3 separate regions of the Homo sapiens genome follow, and regions 1 and 3 are each linked to region 2. A link is a contact called in ENCODE Hi-C or POLR2A ChIA-PET data. All regions are on one chromosome and are shown on one strand. Each heading gives the region's core, a stretch centred on a gene start or an enhancer-like site at or near the end of the contact. The rest is flanking DNA. Distances are from core to core; before and after follow the strand shown.

The links. A loop is a pair of places that touch in the nucleus more often than their neighbours do. ChIA-PET counts read pairs that join two places held with the same protein, here RNA polymerase II (POLR2A). Pooled maps may share reads with other maps.
Region 1: a loop to region 2 is called in a pooled map, with 2.9 times the contacts of the local background. The contact joins two enhancer-like sites. A Hi-C loop is called at or near these places in 9 of 50 pooled maps. POLR2A ChIA-PET finds 5 or more read pairs at or near these places in 2 of 52 experiments (GM12878 and activated B cell).
Region 3: a pooled map shows a loop between it and region 2 (2.3-fold over the local background). The contact joins the promoter of GATAD2A here to the enhancer-like site in region 2. A Hi-C loop is called at or near these places in 1 of 168 maps with a recorded cell type or tissue (naive thymus-derived CD4-positive, alpha-beta T cell) and 8 of 50 pooled maps. POLR2A ChIA-PET finds 5 or more read pairs at or near these places in 3 of 52 experiments (Panc1, T-cell and WTC11).

What each region holds. Positions count from the first base shown.
Region 1 is chr19:19,444,668-19,447,877 of GRCh38, forward strand. The region is part of intron 1 of GATAD2A (GATA zinc finger domain containing 2A); the gene reads left to right. Among named protein-coding and RNA genes, the nearest start is that of MIR640, 11 kb to the left of the region's middle. RefSeq lists an enhancer at 1,334-1,453. Within about 2 kb of position 1,409, at least 8 of the 41 ENCODE cell types and tissues checked have a DNase peak (open chromatin) inside an H3K27ac peak, as active enhancers do; they include GM12878, where a contact is called at or near this core.
Region 2 is chr19:19,589,341-19,592,846 of GRCh38, forward strand. All of the region lies in intron 2 of PBX4 (PBX homeobox 4), which reads right to left. Among named protein-coding and RNA genes, the nearest start is that of PBX4, 28 kb to the right of the region's middle. RefSeq lists enhancers at 1,793-1,952, 2,113-2,162, 3,276-3,506. Within about 2 kb of position 1,916, at least 16 of the 41 ENCODE cell types and tissues checked have a DNase peak (open chromatin) inside an H3K27ac peak, as active enhancers do; they include GM12878 and Panc1, where a contact is called at or near this core.
Region 3 is chr19:19,404,251-19,407,816 of GRCh38, forward strand. GATAD2A (GATA zinc finger domain containing 2A) reads left to right here and starts at 1,425. Exons shown (of 12, transcript NM_001384528.1): 1 at 1,425-1,769. RefSeq lists enhancers at 581-1,489, 927-986, 1,490-2,396 and silencers at 1,107-1,656, 2,217-2,296.

The DNA.
Region 1 (3,210 bases), core at 159-2,658, 150 kb before region 2:
TGAGACCACCCTAGGCAACATGGCGAGACCTCGTCTCTACAAAAAGTACAAAAATTAGCCAGGTGTGGTGGTGCGTGCCTTTAGTCCCAGCTACTCAGGAAGTTGAGGTGGGAGGATTGCTTGAGCCCTGGAGGTTGAGGCTGCAGTGAGTCATGATTGTGGCTCTGCACTCCAGCCTGGACAACAGAGTGAGACCTCGTCCCTTAAAAAAAAAAAAAAAAAAGCCACCATGGCAGTTTTGTTTTATTTGGATTTTAGGCAGTGTAGGGCCTGTGATAAGGCCTGGCTGAGGTGGGGCTCTGCTGGTAGTAACTCTTGTGATTCCAGCCCTCTGAGGCCACTTCCTCTTTCTGCCTTGGCTCCTCCTTGGTGAATTCTCCCTTATGTGTCCCACATTCTCATACTCCCAGGCATTGGATCTTTAGCTGGGAGATGGTTCTGAGTTCCCATGTGTACAGTGGGCTTGCTGCAGCCTCCTGCAGTTGTCCTGTAGGACTCGTGGTTGGTGGTGACATAGAGGCTGCCTACCCTGATGGCTGATGGCTGATGGCAGTGTGGTTGTTTGGGGTCTTGTTGTATAAAAGGAGCATGTTTACTGAAGGACCCAGTTCTGTGCTGTTGGGGTCACAGCAAACCTGCTTTTGCCTGTTAGTATTTTAGTAGCTCTAGAGGGGTTCATGGCTATTGGAATTAGTATTTTTGTTTTTGTTTTCTTTTCTCACCTCTTTAAAAAAGCATGTAAAATTCACATGGTAGAATATTCACCAGTTTTAACGTTTTTAAAGTGTGTTGTTTAGTGGCATTTAACCCATTCACAGTATTGTGCAACCATCACCTGTAATTCTAGAACATTTTCATCACCCCCACCCCAAAAGAAACCTTGTCCCCATTAGCAGTCACTGCCTTTTCCTTGACTCTGCTCTCCACCCTCCCAGCAGCCACTTATTCTACTTTCTGTCTCTGGGTTTGCCTCTTCTGGCATTTCATATAAATGGGATCATGCAATATGTGGCCTTTTTGTCTGACTTTTTTTCACTTAGCATGATGTTTTCAAAGTTCAGTCACATTGTGTCAGAGTTTCATTCCTTTTTATGGCCAAATAATATTCCATTGTCTAGATGGACCACATTTTGTTTATCCATTCATCCATTGATGGACATTTGGGTTGTTTTCTGCTTTTTGGCTATTGTGGATAATGTTGCTTTTAACATTCACCTGCACATTTTTTTTTGAATACCTATATTCAGCTCTCTTGGATATACCTACAAGTGGACTTGCAGGACACTCGGGAGCATGGTGATGCCGTGGGCTGGAGGCCCTGCCCAGGCTCATGTGGGAACTCTGCGTTTAACTTTTTGAGGAACTGGCAGACCGTTTTCCACATCACTCTACTGTTTTACTTTCCACTGTTTTCCACGTCACTCTACCGTTTTACTTTCCACCGTTTTCCATGTCACTCTTACCATTTTACTTTGCACTATGCAGTGTATGAGGGTCCCAATTTCTCTACATCCTTACCAATACTTAATTGGCTTTTTTGATTGTAGCCATCCTAGTGGGTGTGAAGCGGTTTCTCATGGTGGTTTTGATTTGCATTTCCCTCATGACTAATGACACTGAGACAGAGTCTTTTTCACATGCTCATTGGTGATTCGTCTCTCTTCTTTGGAGAAATGTCTGTTCAAGTCTTTTGGCTGTTTTTTAATTGGGTTGCTTGTCTTTTTGTTGCTGAGTTGTAAGGATCCTTCATATGTTCTGGACACTAGACCCTTATCAGGTGTATGATTTGCTATAATTTTTTCCCATTCTATGGGTGTTTTTTTTTTTATTCTATAATGCCCTTTGCACAAAAGATTTTAATTTTGATGCAGTCCAAATTATCTTTTTTCTTTTTTTGATATTGTGCTTATATGTAAGACTGTTTGCCAAACACCAAGTCATGACATTTTTCTCCTGTGTTTTTTCTTCTAAGAGTTTTATGGATTTAGCTCCTAATACTTGGGTCTTTCATCCATTTTGAGTTAATTTTCATATATGGGGTGATGTAAAGATTTTGTTTTGTTTTTATTTTTTTGTAGAGACAGTCTCACTATGTTGCCCAGGCCGATCTCAAACTCTTGGCCTCAAGCGATCCTCCCTCCTCGGTCTTCCAAAGTGTTGGGATTACAGGCGTGGGCCACTGCATAGTGCCTGGCCAGGTTTTGTTTGGTTTTGATCATTATCTTTTCTGTCAGGATGAAGACATTTTGGCATTAACCGGGAAGGAGGTTGAAGGGCAGTGGTAGTTGGGAGTTCTGAAAGTACTATTTCAAATCTGTTTAACAAATGCGTATACATTGCTTCTTCTGTGCAAAGCATTGTGCCTGCATGGGCCCTTGGATGGTAGTGCTAGAGAAATAGGTGTCCCTTGATATCCTGGGGGTGGAAGCCCACAAACAGAGAGGTGAATAAATAGCATGTCAAGTGGTGATGAGGCAGGAAAGGGGATAGAGACCCCCTGGGGGGCATGTGTGGAGGGGAAGCGTTTCTCACTTTGCATTATCAGCTGAGACCTGGGGGAGTGGAGATGCAAAGGCCCTGAGGTGGGAGTGAGCCAGGATGTCAGTGTGGCTCCAGCTGAGAGAACAGGAGAGGGGTTGGTTGGACTTGGGGGACGGGCACAGGGGTGGCTGGATTATGGTCAGGCCAGCAGGACCTTCTGGCCAGGGCTTTGCTTCCGTATTATTAAGTATCATGTTTTACCAAAGAAGCACTGATACAGACCCCCCACTCCCCCACTTCATGGCACAGCTGAGCTTAGCTGTTGCCCAGAGGTTGGTGTGGGTGTCTATACACAGACTCCTCCCACCCCTGAGGGGAAGAGTTCCATTTGCAAGGTAGAGGGTAGAAGTAGGATTTCTGTCCCAGCCCTTACAGCTGTGCAGGAACCTGCTGCAAGGATTGTTTGTGGGTAGACCCACGGGCTGGGGCTGCGTTGAGAGCAGATAGTTTGTTTCATCATAGAAGTAGGTTTCCCTGCTGGCTGTGATCCTCCCTGTGGCTCTGTGATGCTGCAGGATGCTTGTAGGGAGGAGCTTGAGGAAGGGCGCCTGGGCAGGGCCTCCAGCCCACAGCGTCACCACGTTGCTGGGTGCCCTGATGAAAATGGCAACAGATGAATTTTTGGTTCCCTCACTTTCCACTTGACATTTCCTTCCAGGAACTGAGAAG
Region 2 (3,506 bases), core at 666-3,165:
TGGCATGAACCCGAACCCAGGAGGTGGAGCTTGCAGCGAGCCGAGATTGCACCACTGCACTCCAGCCTGGGCAACTGAGCGAGACTCTGTCTAAAATAAATAAATAAATAACTAAAGACAAAGAAAAAGAAAGAAAAAAAAGTTCTGGTCAGGCACGGTGGCTCATGCCTGTAAATCCCAGCACTTTGGGAGGCCGAGGCGGGTGGATTACCTGAGGTCAGGAGTTCGAAACCAGCCTGGCCAACGCGGTGAAATCCCATCTCTACTAAAAATACAAAAATTAGTTGGGCATGGTGGCGGGCACCTGTAATCCCAGCTACTTGGGAGGCTGAGGCAGGAGACCCGCTTGAACCCGGGAAGTGGAGGTTGCAGTGAGCCGAGATCGCACGATTGCACTCCAGCCTGGGTGACAGAGCGAGACTCCATCTCAAAAGAAAAAAAGAAGCTCCCTAGTATCTACGGTGTGCCAATCCCACAACAGGGCAGAGATGAACCACAGATCTGCCTTGTGCTTTCTTGATGCTGGTCTTCCAGGAAAGGAGTCAGAGGTCAGAAGACAAACCAGAAAAGTGCAAGCACACAAGACAGTTTCCGTCAGTGGTTAAGCCCTAAGAGGCAGCAAAGAAGTGCTAATTCATAAGAATGTGTATGTGCACTAAGGCCTTAAGCTACAGGCACACTGTTTTAGATACGGCCCCTACCAAAGACCCTCAATCCTTGAGGTAAGCTTTATTGAGATATAATTCACATGCCATATAATTCATCTGCTTAAAGTGAATACTTCAGTGGTTTTTAGTTTATTTCCAAGGTTGTGCGACCACCACCACTAGCTAACATTCTCATCCTCCCTAAAGATACCCCGTCTCTATGAGCAGTCACTCTTTACGCCCCCTCCCTAGCCCCGGGACAACCACGAGTCTTCCTGTCTCTATGGATTTGCCTGATCTGGACTCTTCATATTGATGGAATCACACAGCATGTGATGTGACACTTCACATCTGGCTTCTCCTACCCAGCATCATGTTTTCAAGGTGCACCCATGTTGCAGCCTGTGCCAATACTTCATTCCTCTTTATGGCTGAATAATACTCCATTGCATGGATGGACCACGTTTTGTTTTGTTTTCTTTCTTTTTTTTTTTTTTTTGAGAGAGAGTCTTGCTCTGTCACCTAGGCTGGAGTACAGTGGCGTGATCTCCGCTCACTGCAACCTCCGCCTCCCAGGTGCAAGTGATTCTCGCGCCTCAGCCTCCCGATTAGCTGGGATTACAGGCATATGCCACCACGCCCAGCTAATTTTTATATTTTTAGTAGAGACGGGGTTTCACCATGTTGGCCAGGCTGGTCTCGAACCCCTGACCTCAAATGATCCCCCCACCTTGGCCTCCCAAAGTGCTGGAATTACAGGTGTGAGCCATGGCGCCTGGACACACATTTTGTTTTTCTAGTTATCATGGACATCAGGTTGTTTTCAGATTCCTTAATCTGTATATTTATATACAATGATCCACTTCTCTGTCCAACAGACACTTTGGCAATGATAGGATGTTCTAGACCTTTCTATTATAGGAGGCACCAGCCCTGTGTGGCTGCTGAGACTTGAAATGTGGCTGGTGTGGCTGAGGAATGCACTGGTTAATTGCATTTGGTTTTAATTAATTCAAATGTAAACAGCCCTGCGTTGAGTATCTGGAGCCACCCAGCTGATGAGACTCAGGGGCTCAATTTGTGAGTTACCCTGAGACTGAGGGGAGGAAAGGATACTCCAATCAACCTGGAGAATAAGTCCCCCAGCTGCCGGGGTCTACTCCCACAAGAACCCTAAAGAAATGTACATGGGACTCAGCCCCAGGGTACAGCTAATTAGAAAAAGGATCTCAGTTCCAGAGAGGTGACTCATAGGCCTCAGGGTGACTGCTAGGACCCAGGAAAGCCCCATGAGCACCATGACACCCCAGCTTCCTGGCTGAATTTACAGAACCCGATTCTGTAATTGCAACAGATCCGACCAGCTGACGAGGAAGGGAAAGAATGAGAATGGCTTATGCCTGCCAACTACTAGCAAGGCCAATCATTAGTCAGGAAGACAAAAAGGCATTCCCTGATGTTATGCATTATTTACATTTACTCCTCTGAATGGGGCTCTGTGCGTTCCTACAGCACAGCAAGGGTTCCTGCAGCACAACAGCCCTGGCTGAGAAACTTCTTGTTCCCCAGAGACACAGTCACAGGGTGGAGAAGGCAAAGCAGGCCCCTTCTCAAGAACGGCCCAGGATGGGATGGCCGAGTGGGTCTGCAAGGGGCCTCTGGGGCTCAGCACACCGCCTCGGAGCTGCCTACCCACTCGAGATCTGAGATCCGAAGCTTTTCACACAAGCTGTCACTCATGCTCATGTGGAGGTAAAGCCTGACACATTCCAACGTGCCAGGCTGTCCCTGCTCTGGTGCCAAACACCACTGTGTGAATTCAGGCCACGCCTCAGTCCTCACTGGGAACATCAATGTGACAAACCTTATTTTTTATTTTTATATTTTTTTAGAGGCAGAGTCTCACTTTGTCGCCCAAGCTGGGGTGCAGTGGTGTGATCTCAGCTCACTGCAAACCTCACATCCCAGGTTCAAGTGATTCTTCTGCCTCAGCCTCCCGTGTAGCTAGGATTATAGGCACCCGCCACCATGCCCAGCTAGTTTTTGTATTTTTAGTAGAGATGGGTGGGTGAGGGAGGTGGGGGGGTGGTTCACCATATTGGCCAGGCTGGTCTCGAACTCCTGACCTCAGGTGATCCGTCTGCCTCAGCCTCCCAAAGTGCTGGGATTATAGGCGTGAGCCACTGTACCTGGCCAACGTGACACATCTTAAATCCAACGCTTTCGAATTCTGCAACATACCTAGTCCCAGGGTCTCAGCAAAGGGACTGTGGCCCGTATCTGGTTCTCCCAGCTAAATTCAAAGCTCTGCAACTAATCAGGGTTTATTTTGTTCTCAGAACAGCTCCTCTAGACACCGAGGAGGACAGCTGTTTCTGGGAAGGAGGGTTTGGGAGGAAATGCATACGCTGAGGGTGTCCTTGGCCTTCAGAGACCACCGCAGGGCAGGAACACCCAGACACTGTGGTGTGGTGAAGCTGACCCCAGGAGACAAGCTTTGAGGGACCTGCCTGCATACCTCCGACAGGCCATTCCTGGGGTTCACCAGGGACTGCTGGCAGTGCATCCGGTGATGCCAGGTTTACATGGAGGACCACGTTCTTTTCAGGCTGCTGTGAGTGATAAGCCCTGTGTTCTAAGTCAGGCCCCCAGACACTGAATCTTCTGAACCTCATAAGGGGAACTGGATGAAAGGGATTTCAGTTAGTATGTATCAGTCACCAGAAACAGTTTTTCAATCAACAAAAACAGAAAGGCACCGGGACAGACCCTGAGAACATAGCGCATCCTAGACCCTGCGCTGGCCAGGAATGGTCATTGTTCAGATGACACAGGTGGGTGTGTGGGGCCCATGAGTGC
Region 3 (3,566 bases), core at 175-2,674, 190 kb before region 2:
AAAAACAATTTTTTTTTTTTTTAGAAAAACAATTTTGTAAAATTTGTTCTACATGAAGTGTTTTTCAGGTTTGCGGTTGAGACCCAATTATTCTTGGGCGTTACATTGATTTTCTTTTCAAATGAAGTAGAATAGAAATAACAGTACAGGCTGGGTGCAGTGGCTTATGCCTGTAATCCCAGCATTTTGGGAGGCCGATGCGAACAGATCACGACATCAGGAGATGGAGACCATCCTGGCCAAGATGGTGAAACCCCGTCTCTACTAAAATACAAAAAAAAAATTGCCGGGTGTGATGGAACGCGCCTGTAATCCCAGCTACTGGGGAGGCTGAGGCAGGGGAATCCGTGAACCTGGGAAGTGGAGGTTGCAGTGAGCCGAGATAGCGCCACTGCACCACTCCAGCCTGGCGACAGAGCAAGACTCTGTCTCCAAAAAAAAGAAAAAAGAAAACAGTACGTTGCATGTGGTAAATTTATGTTTGGTGAAACTTTTGTTTCAGTTGTACATATAGATTTATTAGGGTATGCGATAAAGCATGTCACCACCACTCTTCAGGAGTCTAGGTGTCTCATCAGGAATCGTTTGTTTTAAAACAACATGAAAAGAGGCGGTTTTGGGGATTCCTCAGAACCTGATTTTGGTATTGAGAGCCTTCTTGTGGTAGATTTTCCATGAACTTGATATTTTCCCTATTGAAATTGTATTTCGCTTTATGTAGTTTAACATCTCCAAAGTCCATTCTCTTTCAGGCTTTCATTCTGTCTCCTGTGTTTCCTCCTTGTTACTGGAGAGGGAGGGGTGCAGATTTGCTTTCTTGAGGGGTTTTCACCTTCTCCCTGAGGCACGAGGGCAGATTGGGAGGTAACTGGAGAGGGAGAGCAGTCGTCCCCAAGTGTCTTGAGGTGGGTGGGTCTGGAGCTTTCTTTGTAGAATTCTGTTCACTGCACTGGAGAAGTGATCGTTCAGCCGATCCACACCCCGCCCTCCCCACAGACACCGGGGCCGAAGTTCCCAGAGAAGAGCTTCCGCGTGACGACCCCGCGGGGGTGACATTCTAACCCGCGTTTCAGAGGCAACCCTGAGTTGCTTGAGGTCGCCCAGCTCAGCTGGCGCGAGGTCAGCAGTGAGCGCGTCGTGAGTCAGCCTTGGGTGCGGCCCGCCCGGCTTTGCCGCCGGTGAGTTGGCCACGACCCTTCGGCCTGCGGAGGGCGCTGGGACTCGGCGGGGAGGGAGCCAGCCGGAGCCCGCGTGGGAAACCAGCGCGCCCAACGAGGTGTCGCGTGGGAGCGCGCCGGAGAGGGGCGGTGCTTCCGGGGCGGTACCGTCCGGCCCCGCCCCCTCAACTCAGGGGCCCGCCTTCTACGCCTGGAACCCCGCCCACGAGCTCCTCCCTTCTCGTCAGGCCCCGCCCCTCGGTCGCCACGCCCCGCCCAGCCGGGCGCGGGCGGGCGGCGTCGCCTTTAAGAGCTCCCCGGTGTTTTGGGGGCCGCGGGCCGGGCGCGCTGACCTGGTGCGCATGTCCCGGGCGGTGACGCCGGCGCCGGGCTCCATGTGTGCGGCCGAGGGGCGCATTATCTGGCCGGCGGCGCGGGCGGGCGGGCGGACCGGCGCAGCGAGCGCCGCGGGCCCGGGCGGCCCCACAGGCGGAACGAGCGCGCGCGGCCCGGCGTCCCCGGCCCCTCCGCCGCCCGGCCCCGCGGGCGACCCCGGACCAGCAGCCCCCGTAACCTGCGCGCTGCCCTAGGGCCCGGCCGACCCGCGGCCCGGTAAGTTCTGGACCAAACTTGGCGGGGGGCGGGGGCTGGGGACGCACGGCTGAGACTGGAGCGGCGCGGGCCGCGCAGGGTCGGGGCCTCGGGGGGCTCTGAAGGACCCCTGCATGAGCGTGGAAAAGTGAGAGCGAGCGAGTTCTACTCCTTGTATTCTGGGAGCGTCTTCTTGCGCTGCCCTGGAAAGTTCCTTGCCCCGAGGCGGCCCGGGCACGTGGGGGCCGGGCGGGGGTCCCGGAAAGTCGCGGCGTCGCCCCGCTTCCGTCCTGCGCTTCCTGCGGGGTCGGGGGAAGGGCTGGGCCGCGAGGCGCCTCTTCCGAGTGGTCGGGACGGGTGGAGGCGGCGGGAAGACGGCACGTGGGCGCGCGGGGCGGGGGTCCCGCTCAGGGGCGGGGGTCCGGGGCGGGTTGGGCAGCAACGCTGAACCCCGCGGCGGCGGCGGCGGCGGCGGCGGCGGATCCCGTGTCAGAATAAGAGTCCCCGCGCGCCCACGCCTGGAGGGCCGGCCCTCCCCCAGCTCGCGCCCTTCCTGCCTAACCCCCGGGAGCCGCGGGACCCTTTCCCCTCTCTGATCTCCGGCCTTTCTCAAGGCCCGACACTTTAAATTTGCCTCCCCATCTAGGCGGTGGCTCCATTGATTTCTTTTTTCCCACCTAGAGTGGGTCGGCATCAGTGACTAGACAGCAGCAGCTGGCCTTTTAAAGGGATTATTGCCAAGAATCGGAATTGATCACTTCAACAAGGAAAGGCTTATGGGCAGGGCCCAGGCTGAGAGCCTGACGGACACTTGGATTGTGCGCACACTGGGACCCAGAAATGAATGGTGACCCCTCCCTTAGGAAGTGAATGACAACCCTTAGGTGCGTGTTTCTGCCCTGAGAATTTTGCACAGGGCAAAATTTTGTAGGTCTGACTTAACGTCTTTAGGTGTATAGTTCATCCTTATCTTAAGAGCTGTGGATTCTTTAGATCAAAGTCCGAGTGAGTCACTTGAGCCTTTAATTTTCTTTCTTCCTACCAGTTTACTTCTTTCAGTTTTCTTGGAGTACATAGTGCTGGTTACATCTCTGGTTCTGTGTGCCCATTCACACAGTGACACCTCCTGGCTGTGGCAGCACAGAAACTGAGAGCCCTCTGTGCGGGTGTCTCAGTCTTGGACTGTAGTCCTGTTGACTGACTTAACTCTTCTGGTAGTCGTTACAAGTTTTCTTTTAAACTAGATTACATGAAATAATGTTTGTTGGCACCAGTTTGTTAACATATGCTAAGCAGTAGTTTGTCAGACCTGACCACAAGCTGTGGAGGGCTGATAGCTCATACTAGCCCTCGGGTTTGAGTGCCTACTGTGTGCTAAGCTCCCCTGCACAGACATATTCAGTGCCTATAACAATCCCGTGGGGAGTAGGGAAGTATTATCTGCGCTTTACAGGTCAGGAAATTGGGGCTGCTGGAGGCCAGGCGGCTTGCTCAAGGCCTCTTAGTAGTGAGGCAGAGCCAGGCAGCCCGTACTTGGTGCTCTAGAGCCCACAAATGCTGCAGTTTGCGAACCCTAGTGAGCATTTCCCTGGCGCTTCTAAAATACAAGGCCATTTTCTTGTCCAGGATCCAGGGCACCTCTGTTTGCGGATGTAGGGGATAATCTGGTGACATGGGGACACCATGCTAGCCCTGCTTTGTTCTAGTGGAGCAGCGTTACCAGCTGGATTTTAAGGAACTGAACTACAGAGTTAGTTGCTACTTTGCATTCGCTTCTTCAGCTTTGGACTCAGAAAAGTTGGCCCTTTTCTAGAGGAA